Regions from separate parts of the Homo sapiens genome. Here region 1 is linked to region 2. Evidence: chromatin loops called from intact Hi-C (ENCODE). Cell type or tissue: mucosa of descending colon. All regions are shown on one strand.

Evidence for each region. Hi-C counts contacts between places; a loop is a spot of excess contacts. Peaks named below come from ENCODE experiments on the same cell type or tissue, not always from the same donor. Only the 100,000 strongest peaks of a DNase experiment are listed, where the experiment ranks them.
Region 1: a loop joins it to region 2, with 7 times the contacts of the local background. A loop is called at or near these places in 3 of 110 quality-filtered maps.

The regions. Positions count from the first base shown.
Region 1 is chr13:28,618,893-28,626,892 of GRCh38, reverse strand. No RefSeq gene overlaps it. Among named protein-coding and RNA genes, the nearest start is that of POMP, 36 kb to the left of the region's middle. In mucosa of descending colon, no CTCF peak of the experiment used is centred here; a DNase peak (open chromatin) is centred at 4,409.
Region 2 is chr13:28,378,244-28,386,243 of GRCh38, reverse strand. It overlaps FLT1 (fms related receptor tyrosine kinase 1), which reads left to right. Exons shown (of 30, transcript NM_002019.4): 14 at 1,213-1,359. Among named protein-coding and RNA genes, the nearest start is that of FLT1, 110 kb to the left of the region's middle. In mucosa of descending colon, no CTCF peak of the experiment used is centred here; no DNase peak of the experiment used is centred here.

The sequences.
Region 1 (8,000 bases), 240 kb before region 2:
TCCAGGCCTCACCTGTGGCAGGACACATTTTTGACTGTTTAGGATGGACAAAAGCACAAGAACATGATCACCCCACAGCCAGAGGCCCCAGGCCTCCACAACCCTCCCTTCTCTCCCACCGACAATCCCACCCTTAAAAGGCCATCAAGGAATAGTATGACTGGGCGCATGCACAAACTGGAAAAGTGTCATCTCGTAACGTTAAGAGCAGCAATACTCCAAGTATTATGGCAGATGTGATTAGCATAATGGTCCCCAAATTATTATACGCAATGGAATTGACAGAGACATTTGGCTATAATCACTGAGACGCTTTTTTATTCAGTAAGTGCTCCTTAAACATCATGGGGACCTATGCAGACACTGTATAAAGAGGTATTGGCTTTCACTTATCACTTGGCACAAACATACTCATAATAAGCTTAAGAGATTATTCATCATAAGCATTTAAATGCATTTCTCTGCTTCTGCGCCAAACATAGTTGATTCTATGGGGGAAATGAAGCATTAACATATGGAAGGTGAATTCTTAACCACTGCAGAATGATGATCCGTGACTCCTAAATTCAACATGAAAATATTTTATTCTTGGCTCAGGAGCTGCGAAGGAGTTTGGCTAGGGCTGTACTCTCAGACAAGTTAAGAACAAGTTGGGATTGCTTCTCTGTTACTGTGAGAAGGTGTTAGATAAGGGTGCAAATGGGTGTCAACTTTTTGCAAGCACCCTTTGTACAAAAGGCAAAGCAAATGTTTTTAGAGTAAAGAATGACTGAAGGTTTTTTTTGTTTTTTGTTTTTTGTTTTTTGTTTTTTTGAAATGGAGTCTCGCTCTGTCATGCAGGCTGAAGTGTGGTGGCGCCATCTCAGCTCACTGCAACCTCCGCCTCCCAGGTTCAAGCAATTCTCCTGCCTCAACCTCCCAAGTAGTTGGGATTACAGGCACACTCCACCACATCTAACTAATTTTTGTATTTTTAGTAGAGACGGGGTTTTACCATGTTAGTCAGGCTTGTCTCGAACTCCTGACCTCAGGTGATCCATCCGCCTTGGCCTCCCAAAGTGCCGGGATTACAGGCATGAGCCACTGTGCCCAGCCAACGATTGAAGTTTTTAACCCTCTAGAAATGCTCAGCAAGGACCCACTATTTCATAGCTCTCAGGGCAGGGGCCCCAGGGTGTCCCACCTTCACCTCCAAGTCACCTGGACCTAAGCCTAGCAAGGACGCAAAGCTTTCCACATCTCTGTCCCACTTGGTCCCACCTTGATTTTGACGTAAAAATAAACAATGGATTATCTTCCTTCTCTCATCTCATATCACCTTAGCCCTCTTAACATACACAGAGACTATAATATTTGGAATTACTGAGTCCCTTCATTGAAACGTATGCTGTCATATTAGATCAGGTTAATCTTCCCCCTTTCTCCTTCCAGTGGCCTCAGAAGAGAACAGAGCCTCACAGCTGTGAAGGTGATGGGAGGCACTGGCTGCAGGGCAGCGGAGTGGGCTCTGTGGCCGTTTCCCCGCTCCTCCTTGGGGCTTAGGTCCTTGCCACTAAAGGTGATGGGCTCCACCTAGGTCACCTCTAAAGCCCCTGCCAAAGGGCCAGATTCACAAGTCATCCAGGCCTGGGGCTGTTTGCTGGTGCATAGTTTGTAGGAGGGGAGGAATTCCACAGACTTGGTATCTAAGTCAGCCCAGCTCCCAGGCTCCATTGCCTCTCCAAGGTAGAAACCTGCCAATACAAGCAACTTAGTCCCTTTCAGTTTGAATTCTGCTGTTTTGGAGCAGCCCCCGGTCAATTCAGGCCCCTCCCTTTCTCCTTCTTCCAGGTGGGGTCAGGGCTGACAATGTGGGGGCAAGGCTGTTTCTGTTCTGTGGTTGCTGTTGTCTTCAAAGAGCTGGACCTCACCTCCCAGGCCCAGTGTGCTGCCCTCAATCCCTGCTGATGGCCAGGCTTCCCCCTGGTTGTAGTGTCCTGCAAGTGGCATCCCCGTGGCTGGCCTCTCAGCCACTTATATGCATCCTAGGCAGAGGCAGGTGGTGCCAGGACACTGCAGAAGCCTGCCTTGGAATCACGCTGACATGCAGGCCCAATTACGGTGCCCTGAGGCCTTCTGCTGTGAGTCCTCCCTCCTATTCAGGTGCCGAACCTGAAGGTAGATGTCAGACGTTGAAACGAGCGAAGTTCCCTTGTCCCCCTCACAAGGTGTGCAGCGGGGGAGTGGCTTGCTTCTTCAGTGCCCTGTTGCTCAAACCTCTAGGTGAGCATACAGACGGGCAGGCTGTGGAGGCTCCAACCCCATAGCAGTGTCTAGGGATGAATGTTTACAGACCCAGTGGGCGTGTGTTACAGGGTGCTCTTTTAGTTTGGCTGTCCGTAGGCGGCTTGTGTTAGTCAGCTCAATTAGACCCCTGCCTTACCACAACGACAGAGGGCTTTCTGTATCCCAGTGTTCCTGCCTTGGTGTTTGAGAATGCGTGCAAGGTTTTATTGAGTGGAAGTAGCTCTCAACAGATGGGGGAGCCAGAAGGGAGATGGTTTTCCCCTGGAGTGGGGCCACTCAGCAGCCTGGGCTCTCCTCCAACTGCCCCAGCCAAACTCCCCATCGTTCTGCCGGTTGGTGGCCTGCTGGTGCCTGTCCATGCGTTCCTCTCCATGTCCAGCCACCTGTGTGTTCCTCCACTGAGGTGCTTCTCTCCATGTCAGGAGGTGTCTGTGTCTGCCTGCTAGGGTCTCCAGGGGGTTTTCATAGGCACAGGATGGGGGTGTGGCAGGCCAGGGTGTTCTTGGGAAATGCAACACTTGGGCAGGAAATGCCTGTCCTCACCTAGGTCTGTGGAGCCCTAGCCAGGGACCATGCCCTCCTTTACCCAGCACTTCCCTTTCCCTCTTCAGTATCATTTAAAGGGACCACGCTCTTCCCTTCCCAGCACTTCCCTTCGGTATCAACGTGACGTCCTCCAGACTCATCTAGGTTCTGTATTAAGGCCTTTTCTTCAAAGACACTGCATCTTTCTCAGGGGCTCACGGCATCTGGACATTATCCCCATATCCTTCAATTCTCCTCTTCCCCATTACTGGCCCCATTCAACTCAGCTTGGCTAGAAAGCAGCTGTTATGTTATCCTGAATCCCCCCTGGCCAGGTGAGGTGGCTCACACTTGTAATCCCAGCATTTTGGGAGGCTGAGGCTGAAGGAATGCTTGAGGCCAGGAGTTCAAGACCAGCCTGGGCAACATAGTGAGACCTTCTCTCTATTTTTAAAAAAATTATGAAAAAGAAAAAATAATCCTCTCCCTCCTGATTCGCTTACAAAATAATTTATTTATGGAATAATATAAGCAATGAGGGTGAGGGGCCCATTTGGGAATAGGTAGGCCTAGTTCATTCTCCAAAGAATTTACATAAAAAGAAAGATGAATATATATACAGTTTATGGAGATATTTGCAAAGAAACATTAGTTACATTGAAATCCAAGTGCTCAGAGATACAAATGAGACAATGGGCAGAATTAATCTGGATTGCAAACTGCAATCCAGAGGGAGGGAGGAGAGGAAAGGAGAGATTCACACCAGCAGTGGAAGAGAAAGGAGTCCCAGGTCTGGAAGTGGGTTTTGGTGAATGTCCAGGGGTTGCTGGAAGTTCAAAGCAAAGCATGTGGATTTGAGGCTGTAGAACTGGGTGGGAGGCACTGAACAATCTTTTTTTTTTTTTTTTTTGAGACAGTCACACTCTGTCAGCCAGGCTGGAGTGCAGTGACACTGTCATGGCTCCCTGCTGCTTTGACCTCCCAGATTTAAGCGATCCTTCCACCTCAGCCTCCTAAGTAGCTTGGACCACAGGTACATGCCAGCATGCTTGGCTAATTTCTTTCTTTCTTTTGTAGAGTTTGCAGTAGGGAGGTGGTCTGTGTATGTTGCCCAGGCTGGTCTTGAACTCCTCAGCTCAAGTGATGCTCCCACCTCCGTCTCCCAAAGTGTTAGGATTATGGGTGTGAGCCACTGCACCAGGCCTAGTGAGCACTCTTGATCAGAACCAAGCTGCCCAAGGAGGGTGTAGGTGAAGAGGGAGGCAGTGGGTTAGCAGCCAGAAGAAACATCCAAGCAGGACAGCACTGACTTTGATTTGATAAGATGATTCCAAAGGTTCCCAGCAGAGTGGAGTAACATGGTCAAGCAGGAGAAATGGCTGCAGCTCATTCAATACCAGCCTGTAGTGGAGATTGGGGGTGGATATAAAGAACAATGTTGCAAACTGCAAAGCCATAGAGGCCTGGTCATGAGATGTGGATGGGATTCTGGGGAAAGGAAGGATACGCTCAGCTGTCAGGCAGGCTGCAGAGAAGGAAGCTGCTGTCCTTGGCAGCTGACGGGGTATGATGAAAACTAGAGAGGCGGCATGGATTACCGAGGCTGCAGGCTTGCGGAAGCGATGGGGACTGGCAAAGCTCACCAGGACAGAGAAGTTGGGCAACAGGCAAGGCTGGGTGAGGGAAGGGTGGGGAGTTTGAGGTCTCAGGCCTATTTGTATTTGGTTGGCAATGTCCTGGAGCCCTTGGTACGTGACTTATAGAAGAAGGAAGGCCGGAATGTGTCTTGGGCTAGGAGGGTGGTGGGAGGCAGTTCTAGGCCATGCAAGGTGCATGGAGGAGCCCCGAGCTGTTCTCTATCCAACAAGAAAGACAAGTGCTCCCCTTAGCAATGTGTAAGTCAGTGAAGGACCTTGTCAGTCCCCTGTCCCTCCGTCTCTGAGCTTGGAAAGTTAAGAACACAGAGCTGGGACACCACTGTCTCAGCTCACATTTGTTTTATGTATAATGTGACATTTGCCTTTAAATTATCTTTATCTTTAAATTATCTTTATGTATATCCTTAAATTATATTTAAATTATCTTTAAAGCATTGACAAAGTAGCATAGTGTACTCACCTGAAAAGAGTTTGGGTTTTGGAGACTCACAAACTTGGATTAAAATCCTAGATCTGGAAAGAAAATGTGGTCTATCCATACAATGGAGTGTAATTCAGCCTTAAAAAAACCAGGAAATTCTGACATGTGCTATAACATGGTTGGATCTTGTGGATGTTATGCTAAGTGAAATAAGCCAGTCACAGAAAGACACATGCTACATTATTCCACTTAGATGAGGTACCTAGGGCGATCCGATTCGTAGAAACATAAAGTAGAATGGTGGTTGCCAGGAACTGGGAAAAAAGGGAAGGAGGAGTTGTGGCTTAATGGGTCAGTTTCAGTTTTGCAAGATGAAAAAGTTCTGGCAATTGTTGCACAATATGCACGTAGTTAACACTGTTGTATTGTACCCTTGAAAACAGTTAAGATGGTACATTTTATGTTAGACGATTCTACCTCAATTAAAAAAAAAAATCCAAGATCCAGTCCTAGTGACTGTGTGGTCTTGACTTTGCACAAGTCACCTAATTTTTTTTGTTTTACCTAATTTCTTGTAGTCTCAGTTTCTTCATCTGTAAGATGGGCGTAGAATACCCACTCATAAAGATATTCTGAGGATGGAATGAAAGCATGTATGTGAAGCCTCCAACGTACCATCAGCGCATAAAAGATGTTTGCATGTTAGTTCAATTAAATGTGCTACATTTAATTCCACTATCATCAAAACCTAAATGGTTCCCTTTTAAGAACCCAGACCCTTTTAAGAAATAGCAGTGTGTCTCAGTGCAGCCCACACAGTACTGAGGATAAAATGGTTAACAGTAATACCCTGAGCTGCTACACCCAAAGGATTTGTAATAGGGCTGCACGAGAAGTGAACCAGCATTTCTTTTGTTGTTGTGGTTGTTTCCAAGACAGGGTCTCACCATGTTGCAGCTGGCCTCAAACTCCTTGGCTCAAGCCCCAGGCTCCCAGGAGTCAGGGACTACAGGTACATGCCACCACGCCTGGTTCTGCATTCTTGTTTTTGATGGGAGAGGGGTCCCATTTAAAAAGGTCACTCTTCTTGTCAAAAGAAGCTGAAAATATTCCCTCCTGACCACACAAATTAGGAAGAAATCAAATACAACTAGCCAGAACTTTGGGTTCTCAGATATGACAGGCCTCAAAAATATGGAGAAGCTTTTTGCAAAAAGTAGACGTCACAAACAACAAGCATTTTGGTTAACCCCAAGGGAAGGAGAAACAAACCTCCTTAGGAATATGATTGCTAAATATTTGATGCTCAAAGTGAAATTTGAACAAGTTCCAGTGTAGAGACAGAGGCCTTACTAGAGAGGTAGAACCAGATAATTGTGGAATATGCTTAGGAGAATCACTAGAACTTGGAGATCCAAGATGAAGAAGAATTCAGCCAAGACTGGAACAGAGAACATTTCCTTAGCCATTCCACGCTGAGTTTTTCTCATTCTTTAGTGAGAAGAATTTGGTGGTTTATGCCAAAATGCCTTTCTATACCATGTGTGGTTTGTTGCATAAAATTAGAAGTTAACAGGAAATGAACTGGATTGGTCTTATTTTATAGCATGGGTTCAAACCCTCTCGATACCTCCTTTTGTTATCTTCATAAAGTCCTGGGTTAAGGACAGCCTCCAGCTATTATTGTAGCAAGATACCTGTGCAGGGTGGACCCCTTCATGATTGCAGTTCAAATCCTGGTGCCCGGAGTTTCCAGGTAAGCAGCAACTCTCACACAATGTTGTCTGGGTGTGCGGCATGTGTAACAATAGTGCACCACACCCAGAAAGACGATATGCCAAAACATTAAAATATCCTACCCAGCCACTGTGTCACGTAGAACACGCATGGCCTAACACAAGCCAGTCCCTCTTAAAATATCAGGGTCATTGACAGGGTCAGTCACAGGCTGACTTAATACCTGCACATTGCTCTCAACTTTCTTAGGCTGTTTACTTAAGCTGTCTCAGGCTTCCTCTCCGCCTTGGTTAACAACATGGCGGCGGGGCTTTGGCATCAGGCAGAACTGAGTTGGAATTCCATCTCTATCCCCTCTAATGACTGTGCAAGCTACTCATGTTACTCAACCTTGCTGAGTTCTTCAGAATTCTGCATCCATGCAGCCATAAAAAAAAGAACAAGATCACGTCCTTTGCAGCAACATGGATGGAGCTGGAGGCCATTATCCTAAGTGAACTAATGCAGAAACAGTAAACCAAAAATCGCATCTTCTCACTTCTAAGTGGGAGGTAAACATTGGGTACACACAGACACAAAGATGAGATCAAGAGACACTGGGGATTCCAAAACAAGGGAGGGAGAGAGGGGATTAAGGGTTGAAAAACGATCTATTGGGTACTATGTTCATTACTTGGGTAATGAGATCATTAGAAGCCTAAACCTCGGCGTCATGCAATATACTCACGTAACAAATCTGCACATGTACCCCCGAATCTAAAGTGAAATTAAAAGAGAAAAGAAAAGAAAAAAAGAATTCCGGATCCTTAGAGAGAATTTAAGAAGCTACCCCAGGTTCAGGGGGAGCAGAGAGAGGACATAGCTGAAGATCACCTGGTCCACATGAGCTCCACTCTAAATGCCAACTGCCGCCTCTCACGTCTTCCCTGTGTCACCCTTTCTCTCATTGCCCCTGTTGCTGATTCTTGTTTCATTCTTTCTCATCCCAGGAACCTGCTCCTAGGCCTTGACCTCTTTCCTTGATGAGCTCTTTCATTCACAGACACTCCTATGCTCACAGAATCTCTGATAACGTCCTTCATGCTCACAAAGATTTCATCTTCCTTTACACACACTCTCCCTTAACTATGTTTCTCCCTTTATTAAAATAAAAAATGGACTGGCCCTTCAATTTCATGCTTGTCCCAAATGCCCTAAATGGATGTAAGAGGGCTGCTAACTTTTCAATGTTCTCTGATCTCACTCTTACAAGGACGTGTATCTTTTTCTTATCATTAAGGTATCTGGTCTATAGGGCAGGGTCTTGTGGTTCGTGTTCCCATCCTCTGTGTGTGTGAGAGAGAAGGCACGTGTTTTCTCGAACGTGTCTGTTT
Region 2 (8,000 bases):
GGAAAGGTTTTGGGACGTGGCAGAACCCTGCAGGGACATGGAATTAAGGCCATTGCAATGTATCATCTTTGTAGCATTGTCATCACTCCTAAGCTGCCTTCACAGTTTTAGTACACTAAGATGAGGAAATCGAAAATGGGCAGAGAAAGCTCATACTGTATAATTGAAGACAGTGACAGAGAACGTGTCAGTTATGCCAAAACTCTTTTGATTTCTGTTCCAGGATTTCCAACAAGAGGGGAAAGGAATGACTTGGGAGGGTGGGAAAGACATTAGGAGTTGTTTTTATTTTTTACCTTGGAAGCTTTAGCTACCAATCCAGTACCCTCCTAACTAGAATGTATACACATCAGCAGGACTGACTGACTACTTCATTAGAGATATACTGTACTCATTGGGGGCCTTGGGGGTACTGCTGTTCTTATGTGGGATTTTAATGTTGTAATGTATTGCATCTTAATGTATTGAATTCATTTTGTTGTACTATATTGGTTGGCATTTTATTAAAATAAATTGTATTGTATCATATTTGTATGTTTTAAGAGAAAATAATATAAAATACAATATTTGTACTATTATATAGTGCAAAAACTACAAATCTGTGCCTCTGCCTCTTGAATTAATTCTTTGGTTGCTTGCATTTGGGAAGGGAATGGAGAAAGGAAAGAACCAATAAAGCTTTCAAAGTTCAAGAAATTCTCCTGTTTGGTCTGCTGCCTTACAACTTAGGTTACTGACAGTTGAGTAACACAAACACGCCCCCACAAATACATCAATCAAAACTCACACAAAATTATATTAGCCTATCACTACAGCACTATATATTTATATAAAAATCATTACAAGACTATACACAAAATCATGTTTTTGATTTATAGCTTCTAAACTATTATGCAAAATCCTTGAGTTTTAGAAAAGCTCCTCTCAAAAAAAGGAAGGAAACTAGCTAGCTAGGCAAAAGCCTTTGTATTGAAATCTAAAAATACAAAATCTAGTCCTTGATTTCACTGTGTTGTAATAAATTTCAATTTATCGTAGCATCTTATTAAAGTAGAAGCAGCAGGTTAATGATTGAAGAGAAAGTGAACAAATGAAAATGAAACCTAATAGTTGAGTTTTGCTGTTTCTCTGTATATTTTAAATGTTGATATGCATAGACAATACAAGAATAAAGTTGACGAGTAATCACAGCTCCCTTTCTTTCTTCACTAGATCAGGAAGCACCATACCTCCTGCGAAACCTCAGTGATCACACAGTGGCCATCAGCAGTTCCACCACTTTAGACTGTCATGCTAATGGTGTCCCCGAGCCTCAGATCACTTGGTTTAAAAACAACCACAAAATACAACAAGAGCCTGGTAAGAGACTTTTTTTTCTTCCATTTATTATTTCTCATCTTTCATCAGCCCCCCTTTCCCTTAACAGTCCCGTCACCTGCTTCCAGTATGTATAGACCTACTTGCTGATAGAGCCCCAAACACTGGGATCTGGTTCATGCTGATAGCAATGTCCAGTGAGGAATATTTGGGCCAGTTCCTATGCAGACCATATTCCTAACCCATAGAAAGATCCTGCAGAATCTATTCAGCTGGAAGTCTTTAAATAGTGCATTCAGAAAGAAATGAGAAGAGCCATGTAGAAAATGATTCAGTTCACCATGACGGCTGGGAAAGTGAGCAGTTAGTTTCTTGGCTTTGAGGTATTGTAGAACTTGGAACACCTGGCATATGTGAAGTTCAGAAAAGTAGATTTATAATCTCGTTTTCTTTCTTTCTTTTTTTTTTTTTTTTTTTTGAGATGGAGTCTCACTCTGTCAACCAGGCTGGAGTACAGTGACACCATCTTGGCTCACTGCAACCTCCTCCTCCTGGGTTCAAGCTATTCTCCTACCTCAACCATCCAAGTAGCTGGGCAAGTAGTTGGGACTACAGGCATGTGCTGTCACCATGCCAGGCTAATTTTTGTATTTTTAATAGAGACAAGGTTTCACCATGTTGGCCAGGCTGGTCTCAAACTCCTGACCTCAGGTAATCCACCTGCCTTGGCCTCCCAAAGTGCTGGGATTATAGGCGCATGCCACTGCGTCTGGCCAGTTTATAATCTTTTAAATTCATCTACGCAGATGTTAAGGATTTGGTAAAAAGAAAACTTTTTAAATTGTGTTTGATCATACTAGTAAAAAACATAAATCTACACCAGTGGGTATAGGTTTATTTTCTTTCAACAATACATATAGTGCCATGGGATCCGTGGGAAATTGGTTCCAGCACCTTCTGCAGATTCCAAAATGCACTGATGCTCAAGTTCCTTATATAAAATGGTATGACATGGTATTTGCATATAACCTACACATACCTTCCTGCATACTTTAATCATCTCTAGGTTACTTTTTTTGTTTGTTTGTTTGTTTTTTGAGACAGTCTCACTCTGTCACCAGGCTGGAGTGCAGTGGCACGATCTCACTCAGCTCACTGCAGCCTCCACCTCCTGGGTTCAAGCGATTGTCATGCCTCGGCCTCTCAAGTGGCTGGGATTACAGGTGCCCGCCGCCACACCCAGCTAATTTTTTTTTTTTTAAATTGAGACAGAGTCTCGCTCTGTCGCCCAGGCTGGAGTGCAGTGGTGCGCTCTCAGCTCACTGCAAGCTCTACCACCCAGGTCACGCCATTCTCCTGACTCAGCCTCCCGAGTAGCTGGGACTACAGGTGCCCGCCACCACGCCTGGCTAATTTTTTGTATTTTTAGTAGAGATGGGGTTTCATCATGTTGGCCAGGATGGTCTTGATCTCCTGACCTTGTGATCCGCCTGCCTCAGCCTCCCAAAGTGCTGGGATTACAGGCATGAGCCACCACACCCGGCTCTAGGTTACTTTTAATACCTGATACAATACCTACACATCATTTCATGTGAACTCAATGTAGTACTTGGTGCGTGAAAAGTTCTTTGGTTTTTGGAACTTGTGGAATTTTTTTGTTGAATTCACAGATGCAGATCCACATATACAGAAGGCTGACTGTACTTTTTTTTTTTGAGATGGAGTCTCGCTGTGGGCTGACTGTACTCTTAAAAACAACGAGACTTAAACCAATAAGTATAAACACTGTCTATTGCCTGCTTCATAAATCTGTGGTTAAATAAGAGTACAATGAAATTATTTATGATTTTAATTGATATTCATATTTTATTAAAAATAAAATTGCCATTTATTTCCAATATTCCAACAATCTAAATCAAATAAACAGCAATATGGAGTAGTCCTTAAATGTAAGTCCTCTACACAAAATGAAACCTCCATTTGAGTTTGATGCACAGAATGGGGTTGTGGTATAACAACTCCAAATTTTAAGATATCTGCAAATGTCTTAGAGAGACCTTACACTCAGCAGGTTCAAAACCAATCACATCACTTCATTTTTCTCCATAAAGTAGCACCTCCTCTTATACTGACATCAAATATTTAATCATCCAAACTAGAAGGTGATGGTCTCTCCTTTGCCCTCTTCATCTAATCAATCACCAGACTGAGCAGATTACACCTACTAAATACTAAATATTTCTCAAATCCATTCCTTTCTCTGCTTCCCCATTATTCTCTCGGTCCAGACACTCATTACCTAGCCTCTGAACACCTTCAGTGGTCTCCAAACTTGTCTCCCTATCTCTCTTTGCATCTACTTTCAACACAACAGTATAAAATGCAGCTGTGAACATGTCACTTCCCTGCTTCAAGTCTTCCACCGGCTCCAACTCTTCAACCCTAACACACTTCGATGAAGTTCAAGAATCTGACAGAGAATGCCCTCAATATCTAGCCCCTGCCTACTCCTACGACGTTATGCTCAGAGTCGCCTGACTTGAATTTTATAACTTTATATTCCAGCAGTGCCAAACTCTGGTAGATCACTGCAGACATTATGCTGTTTAAACTCCCTATGCTTTCTTTGGTTCCTGTTTACTCTCCGCCTGGAGTACCTTCCCTTCCTTTGTCGCATCCCTTAAGACCCAGATTGGGTGTTCTCTCTCCAACTAGGCCTTACACAACTCCCACAAATAGGAGGCAGATCCTCCGTGAGTCTTTATTACTTATAACTGTTTCTACTTCTCTCTTGCTGAGACTTTTAAAAATCATCAGTTCATGTGTGTCAGTATTACCTATGCATATTTCTACTCCTCTCTTATGTATTTTTTTAAATCACCAGTTCATATATGTCTCCCCTCCAGAGGGCAGATAGATAGTTTATCTTATTTGTCTTATTTATGTCTTGTCTTTTCATCTTCAGAACCTAACACAGTACTTGACAATTAATAAATAAATGTTCCATGAATGAATGAATAAATGGTTTTCAGAAAATCTTAGGCTATCCTTAGCAAACTCATAGTGGTAGCACAAAAGCCTCGATTTGGCATGGGGGTGGGGCCCATATCATGGAAGTTTTAAAGCTCAAGGGACCTTTAGAGTATCTTTAGTCTAACATGTAGAATGGAAAACTTAGGCTCAAAGAGGTAAAGTGATTTGCCTAAGATGACACACTACCAAGATGGGTAGTTTTGTGGAAAGCTAGTCCCTTGAGAGGTTCTCCCAGAATAAAAGGATGAATAAATACATGAATAAATAGCTTGTGAAAGAAATTGGTAAACTGTACTAAGTTTTTTTGTTTTTGTTTTGTTTGTTTGTTTGTTTTTGAGATGGAGTCTTGCTCTGTCGCCCAGGCTGGAGTGCAGTGGCATGATCTTGGCTCACTGCAACCTCCATCTCCTGTGTTCAAGTGATTCTCCTGACTCAGCCTTCTGAGTAGCTGGGATTACAGACATCTGCCACCATGCCTGGTTAATTTTTTGTATTTTTAGTAGAGATGGGGGTTTCACCATGTTGGCCAAGCTGGTCTCAAACTCCTGACCTCAAGTGATCCACCCACCTTGACCTCCCAAATTGCTGGGATTACAGGTGTGACCCACCGCACAGGGCCAACTGTGCTAAGTTCTGTATTCCTCAAACTTACTTGATCACAAAATCCATTTTATGAAAGATTAGTGTAGGATGTTGAGTGATTCTTTGAAAGAAGTAAATGTGAAATAAGTTCAGTTTTTATAATTTGGAAGTGGGTTAAAGAATCAGAGTTAAAATGATTTGGGAAGCTTAGAACCATTATGAGACTAGAGGAGAGACAAGGCAAGAGAATGTGTCTCAGCAGCTACCACATGCAAAAAAAGAGTCCAGTGTGCTGGGGAGATCAGGGCTTGAGTCCTAGCATGGCCCTCATGAGTCATATAAGAATTTGGGCAACTCATTATTCCTTACTCTCGGAGCCCTTTTTCCCCTATTTATAAAATTGGGATAATTCTGACCACACAGGGATATGGTAAGGTTTAAATGAGTTAACGTAAGCTGGCCCATAGTCTTGGCTTGTTCAATGCTGCCTTCTGACCCACCTCATTTATACAGAAATTGTCCAGTGAGTTGGCAGAATTCACTGGAAGGCATCAGAGTTAATTAATAAGCTCAAATGTCAAACAACCCTAAAACAAAATAATACAGATTCTCCCCCCACCACCCCTCCACCACCCAGCTTTCTCTGATCTTCTGAGGGCCAAACCAAAAGAATAATATCTAAAAACAGGTCATATAAAGTCTTACACAAAATATTCTATAAATATCATTCTAGGATGCTACTATTTAGCAATTTAGCACTTATTAAGTTCAGCTATACCAAGTCAGCAATTTTCTTTCTCTCGCTTCCTTTTATTCACTCTGTAAAACCACTATAGCCTTTAGGAAAGGGCTTTCTTAATTTTCTGGAGATAATCTTCCCCATGTATATAGTTTCTGTAAAGTTCCATACGTAATATTCCCATTTCAGGAGCAAATGCAATAGCCAATGCAATATGCTCCATGACGATGACCCTTATGTTTGTATATATGAGTATCTTCAAAACTGCCAACTCTTTTATGACTATTTCTTTTTGTAAACCTATGAATAAAGGTAACCAAAGTGATAATCCCTGATTCGCCAATTGTTGCAAAACTGAAATGGAAGAGTATTAAGATCATGGCCTGCAAAGACTGAAAAGTAGTTTGTTATATACTCAGCCTTTAGCCAGCTTGACTGAGTTTTAAAACCCTGAAAATAAACTGTGTGTCCTTTAGATACTTGAGGTGCACCTTTTAGATGAAGCCTGGCAGCTCAAAAAGGATTGATATAGCAAGAGAATTTTAGTGACCTTGGATCATTGATAGGATCCAGTCCATTATCATTGTTATTTTTTAAATGATGACTTGCTCCCATTCCAAAGAAAATATTAGAGAGGAAGTGAGGCACACACAAGGGCTCAAGCTTTGTACAAGCGCCTATAAAATGCCTACTTGGGGTAGTTGGAGCTTTTTCCTCCCTTATCATTTCCTTTCAGGAAAAAACTGTCAGTGGGGCACAGCCATTCACCAGAAGAAAGGCAGTTTTAAGAAAGTGTTATAAAAGCTGAGTAGTAAATTCTTGAGCCAAAGGGCATCAAGCAGGAATAAAAGGGATCTTAAGCATGCAGGCCCTGGAACGCATGTGAACGGATTGCAAGAGACAATCTTGGCCAGGGCAACCCAAACAAGAAGAGACAGGGCCTTGCACACCACACTGCCTGAGTACCTCGGGGTTGGCATGCTGTCTGCTGCGCGTGCCCAACTCCCAGCACCGCTGTCAGGCTTCTCAGGGCTTCGATTGCTTGGCCCCATCCAGCTCGTTAGCACTAACTTCCTGCTGCGCCCTGACACCACTCTTCCTCACTTTTTCCTTTCTCCTCTTCTCCCTTCGGTCCTCTGGGCCATGGGCTGCCTTCAGTTCTTGCCTGAAAAATTCTCTTTCCTCTCACTACGTTATTCTCCTCCCACTAATGCTTTTTTGTTTTGTTTTGTTTTTTTTGAGATGGAGTCTTGCGCTGTCGCTCAAGCTGGAGTGCAGTGGCACAATCTTGGCTCACTGCAAACTCCGCCTCCCAGGTTCTGGTGCTTCAGCCTCCTGAATAGCTGGGATTGCAGGTGCATGCCACAACGCCAGGCTAATTTTTGCATTTTTAGTAGAAACAGGGTTTCACCATGTTGGCCAGGCTGGTCTTGAACTCCTGACCTCAAGTGATCTGCCTGCCTCAGCCTCCCAAAGTGCTGGGATTACAGGTGAGAGCCAACACGCCCAGCCCCACTAATTCTTGATGTCGTGAAAGATCTTCTCTCACCTTCCAGGGAAGTGATTCTTCCTTTTTTCTGATGTCTAGGTTTATTTACAACTCATGTCATTGAGCACATCACTTCATTGTTCTCTGGTGTTACATGTGTTTATTTTATAATATCTTAATATGTCTTCTCTATTAAACATAGCAATATAAGATTTATTGAGCGTTTACCAGGTACCAAGGCACCGTGTTAAGTGTTTTGGAGATAACTCATTTAATTTTCACAACTATCCTTTGAGGTAGGGACATTATTAGATACATTCCACAGATCTGTTTTACTTAACAAGCACCTGCGAGGTTTCTGCTGCTGCTTTAGAACTTACCTAATGCTAATTTGTTTGCTTTTCATTACAATTCTGTGAGGTTTGCTGAATGATTCTGACCGTTTTACAGACTAATGGATGAGGAAGCTGAGACATAGAGAGGAAAAATAACTGGTCCCAGGTCATAGAGTTAGTGAGTAGCCCTCCAAGGTTCAGACCAGAAGAATTTGACTCTGAAGCCTGCACTCTGCACACTGAACATATGGGCATTTAGCATTGAGCATAACTAAATGTTAGCTCACCTCACTCACAAGAGAACAAATGAGCATCAGTTTTAAATGATATAGTGGGCACCAATAAACATGTATTTAAAACAATGAATATCTGCTCATTCTCAGCCCTTAAAGATTAAGTCTCGGTCAGGCACGCTGGCTCATGCCTGTAATCCCAGCACTTTGGGAGGCTGAGGCAGGCTGATCATGAGGTCAAGAGATCGAGACCATCCTGGCCAACATGGTGA